2 separate regions of the Mus musculus genome follow, and region 2 is linked to region 1. Evidence: chromatin loops called from intact Hi-C (ENCODE). Cell type or tissue: gastrocnemius. All regions are shown on one strand. Links, peaks and the distances in the headings refer to the core of each region. The heading gives the core; the rest is flanking DNA. Region 1 overlaps Gm26839 (predicted gene, 26839). Region 2 overlaps Efcab11 (EF-hand calcium binding domain 11).

What was found. Peaks named below come from ENCODE experiments on the same cell type or tissue, not always from the same donor. Only the 100,000 strongest peaks of a DNase experiment are listed, where the experiment ranks them.
Region 2: a loop joins it to region 1, with 2.3 times the contacts of the local background. A loop is called at or near these places in 2 of 42 quality-filtered maps.

The regions. Positions count from the first base shown.
Region 1 is chr12:99,567,447-99,572,826 of GRCm38, forward strand. All of the region lies in intron 2 of Gm26839 (predicted gene, 26839), which reads left to right. Among named protein-coding and RNA genes, the nearest start is that of Gm26839, 6.3 kb to the left of the region's middle. In gastrocnemius, for the core only: no CTCF peak of the experiment used is centred there; a DNase peak (open chromatin) is centred at 3,049; H3K4me3 peaks cover 787 bases; H3K27ac peaks cover 669 bases.
Region 2 is chr12:99,734,943-99,740,322 of GRCm38, forward strand. The region is part of intron 5 of Efcab11 (EF-hand calcium binding domain 11); the gene reads right to left. Among named protein-coding and RNA genes, the nearest start is that of Gm19951, 95 kb to the left of the region's middle. In gastrocnemius, for the core only: no CTCF peak of the experiment used is centred there; DNase peaks (open chromatin) are centred at 2,149 and 3,419.

The DNA.
Region 1 (5,380 bases), core at 278-5,277:
TAAGACTTTTAATCTACGGTCTTTATAATCCTGTCTCCCCCACACATAGCAGCCGAACTTCCACAAGGCCAGGAAGCATTGTTCTTCTTTATTTCCCACTGAGATTTGTCGAGAACCTAAGAGAACATGTCTTTAATCCCGGCACACGGACAGTGGAGGCAGCAGAAGAGCTGAGAGTTTGAGGCCAGCCTGGGCTACAGAGTGAGACCCTGTCTTTTTCAAAAGATTTATTTATCTTATGTACATGAGTACATCATTGCTCTCTTCAGACACACCAGAAGAGGGCATCGGATCCCATTACACATGGTTGTGACCCATCTGTGGGAACTAGGAATTGAACTCAGGACCTCTGGAAGAGCTGTCAGTGCTCTTAACCGCTGAGCCATCTCTCCAGCCCCGAGACCCTGTCTTGAAACAAAAACAAAACAAAACAGTTTCTGATATATAGTACTTGCTCATTTTTTTCTAAATGAGGGACTGGGGATGTGGCTTAGTAGGTACAGTGCTTGCTTAGTGTGCAAGAGACCCCAGTTAGATTGCCAGCATCACACAAACTGGTTATGATGTCACTTATCTGTGATCCTAGCAGGAGGTGGAGGGCGTAAGGTTAGAAATTCAAGGTCATCCTAGGCTGTATAGTCGAGACCCTGGGTCAAAAAGAAAAGAAGATGTTTGCATTATTTCAGGGTTCTCCGGAGGAAGAACTTATAGGAGAGAGAGAGGAAGCAGGAAGCAGCCTATGATTTGCCGCATGCTGTAGCAGGGGTGGGATTTTTTTTTTCCAGCTGCAGATAGTTTCTGCAATTGTGTGACATTTGTAATTCTGGGGGCTTTTCTGGGGGTTATATAAATGCTAAGGGCCCTGAGAGTGATGATGTGGGTTGTTGGCTGTTGATTGTTGTTGGTGGAGGTTTGTTAAATAGTTGTGCGCAAAAGAAAAAAGAAGAAACAACAAGAAGAAATTGGATATCCTGGTGACAAAGATCAGACTTGCCTCCACGGAACTCAATGCCCCTAATCAGCAGGAAGTAGTCTAAGGACTCCCGACTTTACTCAGATTTCTTTCCTCTCTCCCCTGTACCCTTTTTTTAAATCTCCTATATAGTGTTAGGGGATTGAAGGGGTAGGAAAAAGGTAGAGAAGGGAGGAAGAAAGAAGAACCCACAAAGTAGCAAAAGACTGGCTCCAGAAGGAAGGGAGGCAGGGAAGGTTAGTTGAGATTTATTATAATAATTTAGCTATGCCAGATGGGTGTGGCACCTTTAATCCCAGCATTTAAGAGGCAGAGACAGATGAACTCCGTGAGTTCAAAGACAGCTACATCTACATAGTGAGGCACTGTCTTAAAACAAGACAGAATTTGCTTATGCAGCTAGGGAGGCTGGTCTCTCCTAAACTCCGCATTAGCACACTGCAGACTCAGCAGGGCTAATGGCATGGTTCTAGTGTGATTATCAGCAGGATCAAAACCCGGAGGAGTCAATGTTTTGGGGCAAATTCAGGGGCAGGAAAAATATGAATGACCCAGCTTAAGGGACCGGGATTGAGAGGAGAAGACCTGCCTGCTCTATTTATGCCTTTCGCCAGTTGGATGAGGCCCACCCACATGATGGAGTGTAATCAGGTTTTCTCAGGCTAACAGTTCCAGGATAATCTCACCCCCAAGCATCCTCACAAACACACTCAGAACCATGTGAGTAGGTATGAGGCCACTCTGTAGCTCAGGACAGCTACCATACAAAATGAACTTCACAATGTTACAAAGGATGCAGGCATCAATCTTGGACCCTGTGGGGGAAAGATTCAGATCTGTCTTCGTTTACATGACAGAAGGTGAGGTGACTTATTGGAGATACCATGATACTAATTCAGATGTTTATATGAAGGAATTCATTATTGGTGGCTTCAGAGGACCCTCTGGAGACCCATGAGTGACATCAAACAGTAAGAGCCGGTAAGGGTTGAGCCTGGGTTGCTGTAGTAACTCATGGATGGGCATGACAGGGTCTCTTGGCCATTTAAATTGCTCAGATAAAGAAGCTGTAAAAGGGCCTCCTTCTGGGGTTGGTGTGTGTGTGTGTGTGTGTGTGTGTGTGTGTGTGTGTGTGTGTGTGTCAAACCATATGTTGAGAGAATAGGCATTTTATGGTATAGCCACAGACCTGGTCTTGGAGTGAGTCCCACTTTGAGGCTATCAGAACCCTCTGGAAAGCAAATCTCCTCCTTACCTTGATCTCCAAACTGTAGAATGCTGCCAGCAGCCACATTCTCAGATTGTAGATTGTGGAGGTCCATAACAACCCAGCTATTGGTCCAAGCCAGACACTGCATGAAGCATGATGAAGACCCATCCTAAACTCTGGGTTACCCAAACAAACCTTTTTGCCATCATCAACAGTTTGGTTCCTCTGTGTATATAGCCACTGTTGGTGCACACAGGCTTCTGCAGGGACCCTCTCTGTGCCGGATGCTCTCAAACTCTGTAGATATTGGTGGGAATCAGGTGATAACGGAAGAAAGAGTTGTCACTGTCCTCTCTGTATGCTTCAAATTGCACCAAGGTGCCACTTGACATCACCCCGTGGAGTCACAGCCTCAACATCCCCCATGAGACTGATAGCCTCCCCGTTTTGCTAACACACTCAGGAGATGGGGCAACAGCGTGGGTCCTGGACCTCATTATTTCCACCCACCATTTTAAAGAGATTCGTTGCCTCCCACGGGTGACGGGACTGCCACTGTGCCTCCTGACAAGAGGAAAGCTGTGACTCATTCGTCTCTTTGATGTTTCTATGTGCATCTCTTCATGGCCCCCGAAATGTCGGGATTTGCGCTTGTCTTGCTTTGACAGGAGAGGTGGATGAGCGCTGTCTCGGCTCCTCCGCGGTAGGGTTGACTCATGAAAACGGCCATGGTTTGTATCTTCACTCGGGCTCTTCCGCTCCAGTTCGGATCCCTAAAGAATTATTTCTCCTGAGTAGAGCTGCCTTGTAAGCCTTGAGAGGAAGGCATGGAGCCAAACTCTGCCAAAAACAGTCCAAGTTGGCATGGGGCCAGCCAGTTGGCTGCTGCGCAGAGTCCTCTCCCAGCCTCTCCAGGCCCCCCTCCGGTTCCCTTTTACAGCTGTCTGGCCTCAGGTAATCACGGGCACTCTGCGGGTCCCTGGCTCTTTTCATTCCCGCGTTTCAGATCACTTTACACACATTAATTAAGCCTTAAAACACTCAGGAAAGGGAAGCCAAAGGCAGCGGGAATGTTTGCAACATGCGCCTCCATGCTCTGGCTGAAGAGCAGGATAGCCCTGCCCTCTCCCCGCCCTGCCCCGCCAAGCCCCGCCCTCACTTAGGCGGAAAGTGGGGGCTTCTGTGTTCCCCGCATAGTTGAAACCCCTTCTACCTGCCTCAGAAAACTCCATATTCATTATTGACTCAGGATGGTCATCCACCCCATTGAGGTTACCTGCTATAGATGATACATATGACCTTTGGAAGTAGGGTTCTGGGCAGATCTGGCTCGATGTCTTTTCATACATGGAATGAATACCCTCAGTTGGAACCCTATACTTCTGCATTCGGCATAGAAAAATGCTAGATATTATGGCCTTCCTGAGCCGTCTTGTACATAATCCCATTCAGTCTGAATTAGTAGTTTTGCTACCAAAGTGTTCGACCTTGTAGCTTGAATTGATGTTGGTGTCTCTCATTGAGATGAAATGTTAGGAAGTCTGCAGTTTAGTTAATGGTTTGCACCAACCGCTAATCCTTAGTTTAGATTAATTTATGGCTATTTGAGCCATGAACATTATAGGAAGTTGGGTGTGTGAAATGCAGGGGCTGTGTTTTGGTGGGTAATAATAATCTTATTGTGAGCGCCTCAAAATTGGTAATGATACCCACATTTTTAGTGTACTATTTTAAAATACCTCTATGGCTTCCAAGAAAATAATAAATGCCAAGCCTTTTGTTACCAAAATAAGAGACAATTTATGATAGCTCCAGCTGTTCTCACACCAAGGAAAATGCATTGAGTTCCCTGTGTCTGCAAAGTGCCATGTTGTACATTAAAATCGCAAACATTATCATCAGGAGAAAACCATTGCTTGTGTGGCAGGCCTTTTAAGGTAGCAGTTTGTATGTAAGATATTTGATAACTTCACTGTTTCGGCCCCCAGTGCGTTCCTTATTTCACAGAAAATGGATGGTTCACTATCCATGCTGCTCCAAGCCTTCCCCTTTATCCAGAAGCAACTAGGAAGAGCTGTCCTGTGCAATAGTACTATAGATCACACTGCTTACCTCTCCTGAGTGTTGGGCTTGCAGCATTCACAGTGAAATGCCAACGGTGCCTAACTTTACGGAGACTGCAGGGTTTGCAGACATTATTTCCTCATTTCTTTTAGAGCATGCAAATTATGACGTCTTGTGGGGGTCAAAAAGAGCTCTGTATCTGGTGGGTGGTAAGACTGTAAAGAACCCCACCTTCCATGACACAGAGGGTGTGGATGTGATATGACCACGTTCCAGTGGGTTTAGTGGAAGAAGCAGAGCTCGAGAAAGTGAGCCGAGTTAAAAGTTATTCAGCTCTGCAGTCAATCCCAATCTCTGGGTACACCTCGCGGCACACCGGCAAGGGCATCCATGACCAGAGGTAGGTGTTTATGGCTGAGGGCGTTGTGCTGAGTCTGGCTTCTCCAGAAGGTGACAATATTGTCCCTCTCCAGTGTGAGAATGACATCTGTCACTTTTGGGGTTGCCCAAGATGTACCCTCTTCCTGTGCTTGGGGAATCCCCAATATCGGGAGGGCAAGCTGACTGAACTGGCTGGTTTTGTGTTGTCGACTTGACAAAAGCTGGAGTTATCACAGAGAAAGGAGCTTCCGTGGAGGGAATGCCTCCATGAGATACAGCTGTAAGGCATTTTTCTCAATTAGTGATCAAGGGGGTAGGGCCCATTGTGGGTGGGGCCATCTCTGGGCTTGGTATAAAGAACACATGATCTCAGAAGGGATTTTTCCGGATGCTGTAAAAGATGCCAGCCGCCTCAGCCCTGAGCCCGCCGCGGCTGCACTCCCCGAGGCTGCACATGGGTTCTATAAGAAAGCAAACTGAGCAAGCCAAGGAAAGCAAGCCAGTAAGTAACACCCCTCCATGGCCTCTGCATCAGCTCCTGCTTCCTGACCTGCTTGAGTTCCAGTCCTGACTTCCTTTGGTGATGAACAGCAATGTGGAAGTGTAAGCTGAATAAACCCTTTCCTCCCCAACTTGCTTCTTGGTCATGTTTTGTGCAGAAACCCTGACTAAGACACTGACTTTTTACTAAAATCTGAAATGCCCCAGGCCGTCTTCTCACCTCTCTTGGGGAAACTGCAGAGCCCAGGTCC
Region 2 (5,380 bases), core at 257-5,256, 170 kb after region 1:
AAATGTAAAGAAAAAATGCCAGGCATTCAACAGTGAGAAGCTCGAACAGGATAAAGCCATTTCTATTTCAAATAATCACTTCAGCTGAGATATCTAGTGTCATCTTGAACTTGATTATGAGATAAAAGAACTGGGACAGAGATGGCAATCATTTAATCTCTTAAGAATAGCTATTCTGGAGAGCTCCTCACTCTGTGTTCAATAGATTTCTAGCAGGTTGTGATCTGGCTAGAAAGAAAGCATAATAATGAGGAAAATTATGTTTTCAATAACACATGCTCTTCCAGTCCACGTCTGTCCACAAAGGAGGCAATAGAACGAACTCTGACCATTTTAACAGATGGCGTGATGGCTCAGTGCACACACTCGGCCTCCCTGAAAGCAACAAGTTTGCATCCTTGACCGGAGGTTTCAGAATGAGCTGAACTTTCGAGTGTAATGCAGGAAAGATTACACAGTGCCAGGCGGGAGCGAGGAGTGTGAGCGGGATGCAGGGGCTCAAAGAATGCAGATTAATGAGCTTGATTTTACTAATGCAACCAAATAGAATTGAAGTTGAAATGTGAACTACAAACACTGAGCCATTTGTCGATGCCCTGCTAATAACACTGTGAGCTGCTGTTTGTTTGGTGGGAAGCTCGCTCTGCAAAACCACATTGTCCTGGAAGTCAGAAAAAGACACAATGGCCAAACAATGCTTATTTTCTACTCGTGTATAATGTTTTCAAGTAGACTATATTTTCAAGAAGATGCAGTAGAAGAACAGTAGAAGTCTCCTGTTTATTTACTTGTGCTTTTAAAAAGGGATGTAATTGATCAAATCTAAAATTCATCTGGAAAAACAAATGTTCATTCCATGAGATTCAGAACTAAAAAAACAAAAAAACAAAAAAAAAACAAACAAAGAAATAATGATGTTAGACCAAAAATGTGGTTTTCAGTAATCAAAATGGTCTGATCATTACAAGTAAGCAAGCAATAGTCAGGGACAGCATTCTGAAATATGACATGGATTTAGTGGGCATCACACGAGACACTGGGAGTTGGTGGGCTAAAACACGGCTGTTGGAGTGGGAGCTTAGCTTGGATCGCTAAACTCACACAATGGTAGAGCCCGCTTGCCAACAAAATTCTCCCTTCTGCTATACATTTCCAACCTCCCTATAATTCCAGCACCCAGGAGACCTGGCAATGGGACACTACTAAAGTGCCATGTTTCAAAGGAGGATCTAGGACATCATTGTCCCCCAGGGACTCATGGCCAAATTCTGAAAGACACTCTCATCTGTGGTCAGCAAGGACTCACCAGAAACCCAAGTGATTTGTTCTGCATAGCTTAGTTATAGAAAATTTATTGTAGAACTCTGTGAAGTTGCGTTTTTTTTTTCTCCACCCCAGCCCTGCCCCCACTCCTGGCCCCGCCCCAGCCCCAGTCCCAGTAAAGAAGAATATAAGAATCTATAAAAATTAAGATTAAAAAAAAACCCAGCTTGTACTTGAGTTTTAAATAATCCACTGATAGGAGATTTGGCTTTAGTTCAGCATAATTATAATACATTATTTATGTTTCATTTATAGCATGTTCCTAGCACTTAGAAGTTCTGGGCCTAGAGACAATAATAAACAACATGAAATGGGATCATAGTTTATAATGAAACAATTCCCTCAGATTATCACAAGTACTCTATTAATGAAGGTTCCCTGTTACCAAAAAGTCACACCAAATGGGATGACCACGGGCTTTTAACATGATTGCAGCCCCGAAAGATGAGAGGTCAGAGGGCATTATGAGCATTTAGAGAATTATAAAACACATGGGAATGTGATGTGGCCAATCACATCTCAGGATAAAATCGAGGGTCCCCATCAGAGAGCAAGAGGGGGACACTCAATGACCTGCCCCTGGACATGCTTTTTAATTTAATAGGTAGAAAAGCCCCCTCCTCCCCTCCAGCTGAACCCAGGACCTGGAACTACCTAAGCAAGTGTCACACCACCATGCTGTGCCACTGTCCCTCATTTTAATCTTGACATACAGCCCAGGCTGGTCTCAAAGTCAAGAAGCTCCCCACCGCTAGCCTCCCAAAGGCTGAGATTAGAGGCACGGCCTTGTTGTCTGTAATAATTCTCAGAGCTTGGATGGAGGTGGAGGAGCATAAGGAACTGCCCAGGGCAGTCTCATAGATTGCAGATGACTTCCCTGCACCCCATTCAGACAGGCCTCTCCCCTGCAGCCTGAGCACTGAGCTTCCTGCTGAGGCTGGCAGAGCACTTGCCAGGGAGAGCAAGGAGGAGCTGAGTCTCAGAGGCTCTAGGCTGAGAGACAGACACTGGCTCACCAGGGGTTTCAATAATGTGTAAATCACTAAGGGACATTAGAGATGTTGGGGGGCCCTTCCTAGCCTTCGGAAGAAACTGCTCTCCCATAAATTGCCACACTAATACTGATTTCAGGGATTCAAATTACTGGCCCGATCCAGCATGACATTTTCTGCCCATTATCTAGTTTCTCCTGCCTCCAGGCAGGGCCACATCATTGATTACGGAGCGTTTCAGCCACTAAAAAAGATCACGCTCATCATTAAGGACATTAAGTGTTGATCTGTGCCGGCTAAGTGACTTAAAAGGTTCGTGCCCTTCCAGTAACAACTCCAAGAGGCCATCTCGAGATATTTATTAAACAAATTAAGTATTTACATTATGCTCAAACACAGAGGCACAGCTATTGAGTATGAGGGTCTCAGAAAACAAAAGCCAAGAGACTGTGGAAGAGAAAATTCTGCTTGTTTGGTTTCTTAGATGAGGGGATGGAGGAACGGCCAAATATTTGGGGAAAGAGCCTGAATTGAGCAGGTCCAGACAGACAGTCACCTGTCTCCCAGTGTGCTCTGTCCCCAGACATTTTCCTTCTAGAGAATACAGTCTACTCAGCAGCAGTGAGAAAGACTAGAAATAAATCTCAGGAAATCTTCAAAACCTAAGGAATACAGGAAATGAAAATGTCTCCCTGTTTCCATTACTAGTGCCATAATCATTAAGAAGCTGCCCCACGGAGCGTTTTTTCCTCAGCCCGTGGTATGCAGATAAAGGAAGCCTGGCTTCTCTGATAGAGCGGCCATCTCTGTGATCGTTAGTGGTTTTCCTCGTCTCCTATGGAATGCTCAGTGGGCAGAAGTCACAGAAGCCTTCCTCACCATACTGAGCTCAGGACTCAGCATCTGGTACAATGGAGTTTGATGAATATGTGTTGGGTACGTGAACAGATGTATAGAAAGAGTCTATAGGTGGGAGAACAAAAATACAACTTTCCTCCCAGGCTGCTGTGTTGCTGTACATGACAGAAGCCATCAGAGGAATGGCTTATTTTTGGCTCCCAGTTTGAGAGGAGAGTCATTATGACAGTCACCGTGCCAGGAGCCTGAGGTGGCTGGTCACGTGGCATCCAGTCAGGATGCAGACAGAGAGGAATGCAGGTGCTCAGCTTCACTTCCTTTCTGTGACCCCACTCTGTGGAATGGTTGCCGTGACATTCAAGGCAATGTCATATGAACCCAGTCTAGACCCACCCAGACAACTATCAGATGCTTGCTGTGCAGGGCAGGCGTGGGTCTTACCCTGAGGGACTCCATGCTGGATAACACTGTCAAGATGGAAGGACTCCACACTTGGTACAAATAAACAACCAGCAGACATTAGGAGTAACTAAACGCCCGGACTTCCCACGCTTATCAAGACACATGGTAGAGTATGGTAAAATGAAAAATTAACTATTGACATTGTATGTGTCTTAGTCAGGGTTTCTATTCCTGCACAAACATCATGTCCAAGAAGCAAGTTGGGGAGGAAAGGGTTTATTCAGCTTACACTTCTCACACTGCTGTTCATCACCAAGGACGTCAGGACTGGAACTCAAGCAGGTCAGGAAGCAGGAGCTGATGCAGAGGCCATGGAGGGATGTTCTTTACTGGCTTGCTTCCCCTGGCTTGCTCAGTCTGCTCTCTTATAGAACCAAGACTACCAGCCCAGAGATGGCACCACCCACAAGGGGCCTTTCCCCCTTGATCACTAATTGAGAAAATGCCTTACAGTTGTATCTCATGGAGGCACTTCCTCAACTGAAGCTCCTTTCTCTGTGATAACTCCAGCTGTGTCAAGTTGACACAAAACTAGCCAGTACAGTATGTTATGCATAGTGAACTTCAATAACCTAACAAAAAGGACCAGAGACACACAGGATGTGTGCACAGTGAGGCAATCTCAACTACTCCTTTGTCACATGCCACCCCACTGTCCTAGTCATGGCTTTTGCTCAGTAGATGACCAATGGCCAATCCTCAGCTGACCCTAGACTCAGAATGCTCCCCCTGCCAACCTTGTTGCTCCACTCCTGCTGTCCAGACAGCTCCTCTCTGTGACTGGCTTATGAAGCTAGGGTCTGCCGTTCTGTCCTGATTGCATCACTTGCTGAATTCCAAAGACTCTGCCCTCCCCACCTTGTAATCCTGAGAAGTGAATTGTGTGAATGGGGGCCAGAGTATTGGTGACTGAACGTGGAACAGGTCCAAGAGCCTGCGGCTGCAGTGGACAGAACTCCACGGCAAGTCGGGAGTATGTGGTGAAGCCAGTGGAAGTGACTGAGGGACACAGGCTTGGTGGCCTGCTACTGCTATCACTCACACACAATAGATGACAAAGCCGCATTGTTTTGAACCTTCAGCTCTGTGGTAATTTGTTATAACCACACAGCAAACTAATACAAGGAAGAGAATGAATGTAGTTTTGGGCAATTTTAAGTCTGTCACGTCTTTGACGAAAAGAGCACAGACATTTGGGAAAATTCACCTAGAGTCCTTCACCTAACATACTGGATGATCCTTAAAAACCACGTTTCCTCTCGTGACCTCAGTTTTATTATGTATAAAAGGAAAGTACTTTTACGTTTGGTTCCTTTTGCAGCTCAGTGCTTATGAGCTGGGAAAGGAAGAAGGACGCTTTTCTGTTACAGCCCTGCCAGCACTTGACAAACACTGTGGACAAAGTGCCATTAAAAACACCGATCTGCACAAAAGAAGGAAAGGGCCCCACTTTTAAAAACTACCCAAAATAAAAAAAAAACCAAAAATCTGGGAACACCTTAATTAAAAAAATGCATCAAACTTATGGAATGAAAACTACAAAATTCTACTGAGACTCATAAAAGGGTATATGAAAATATAACGGGACATACAGTATGTGCTCCTGGATGGGAGGACTGGACAGTGTAAAGATGCCAGAATCTTCTCAATTAATTTATAGCGTGAATGCATCTTCATCAAAACTCCAAAGGGAGTTTACACAAACTTTACACAAAATGATTCTACCATTTGTCTGGAAAACAAAC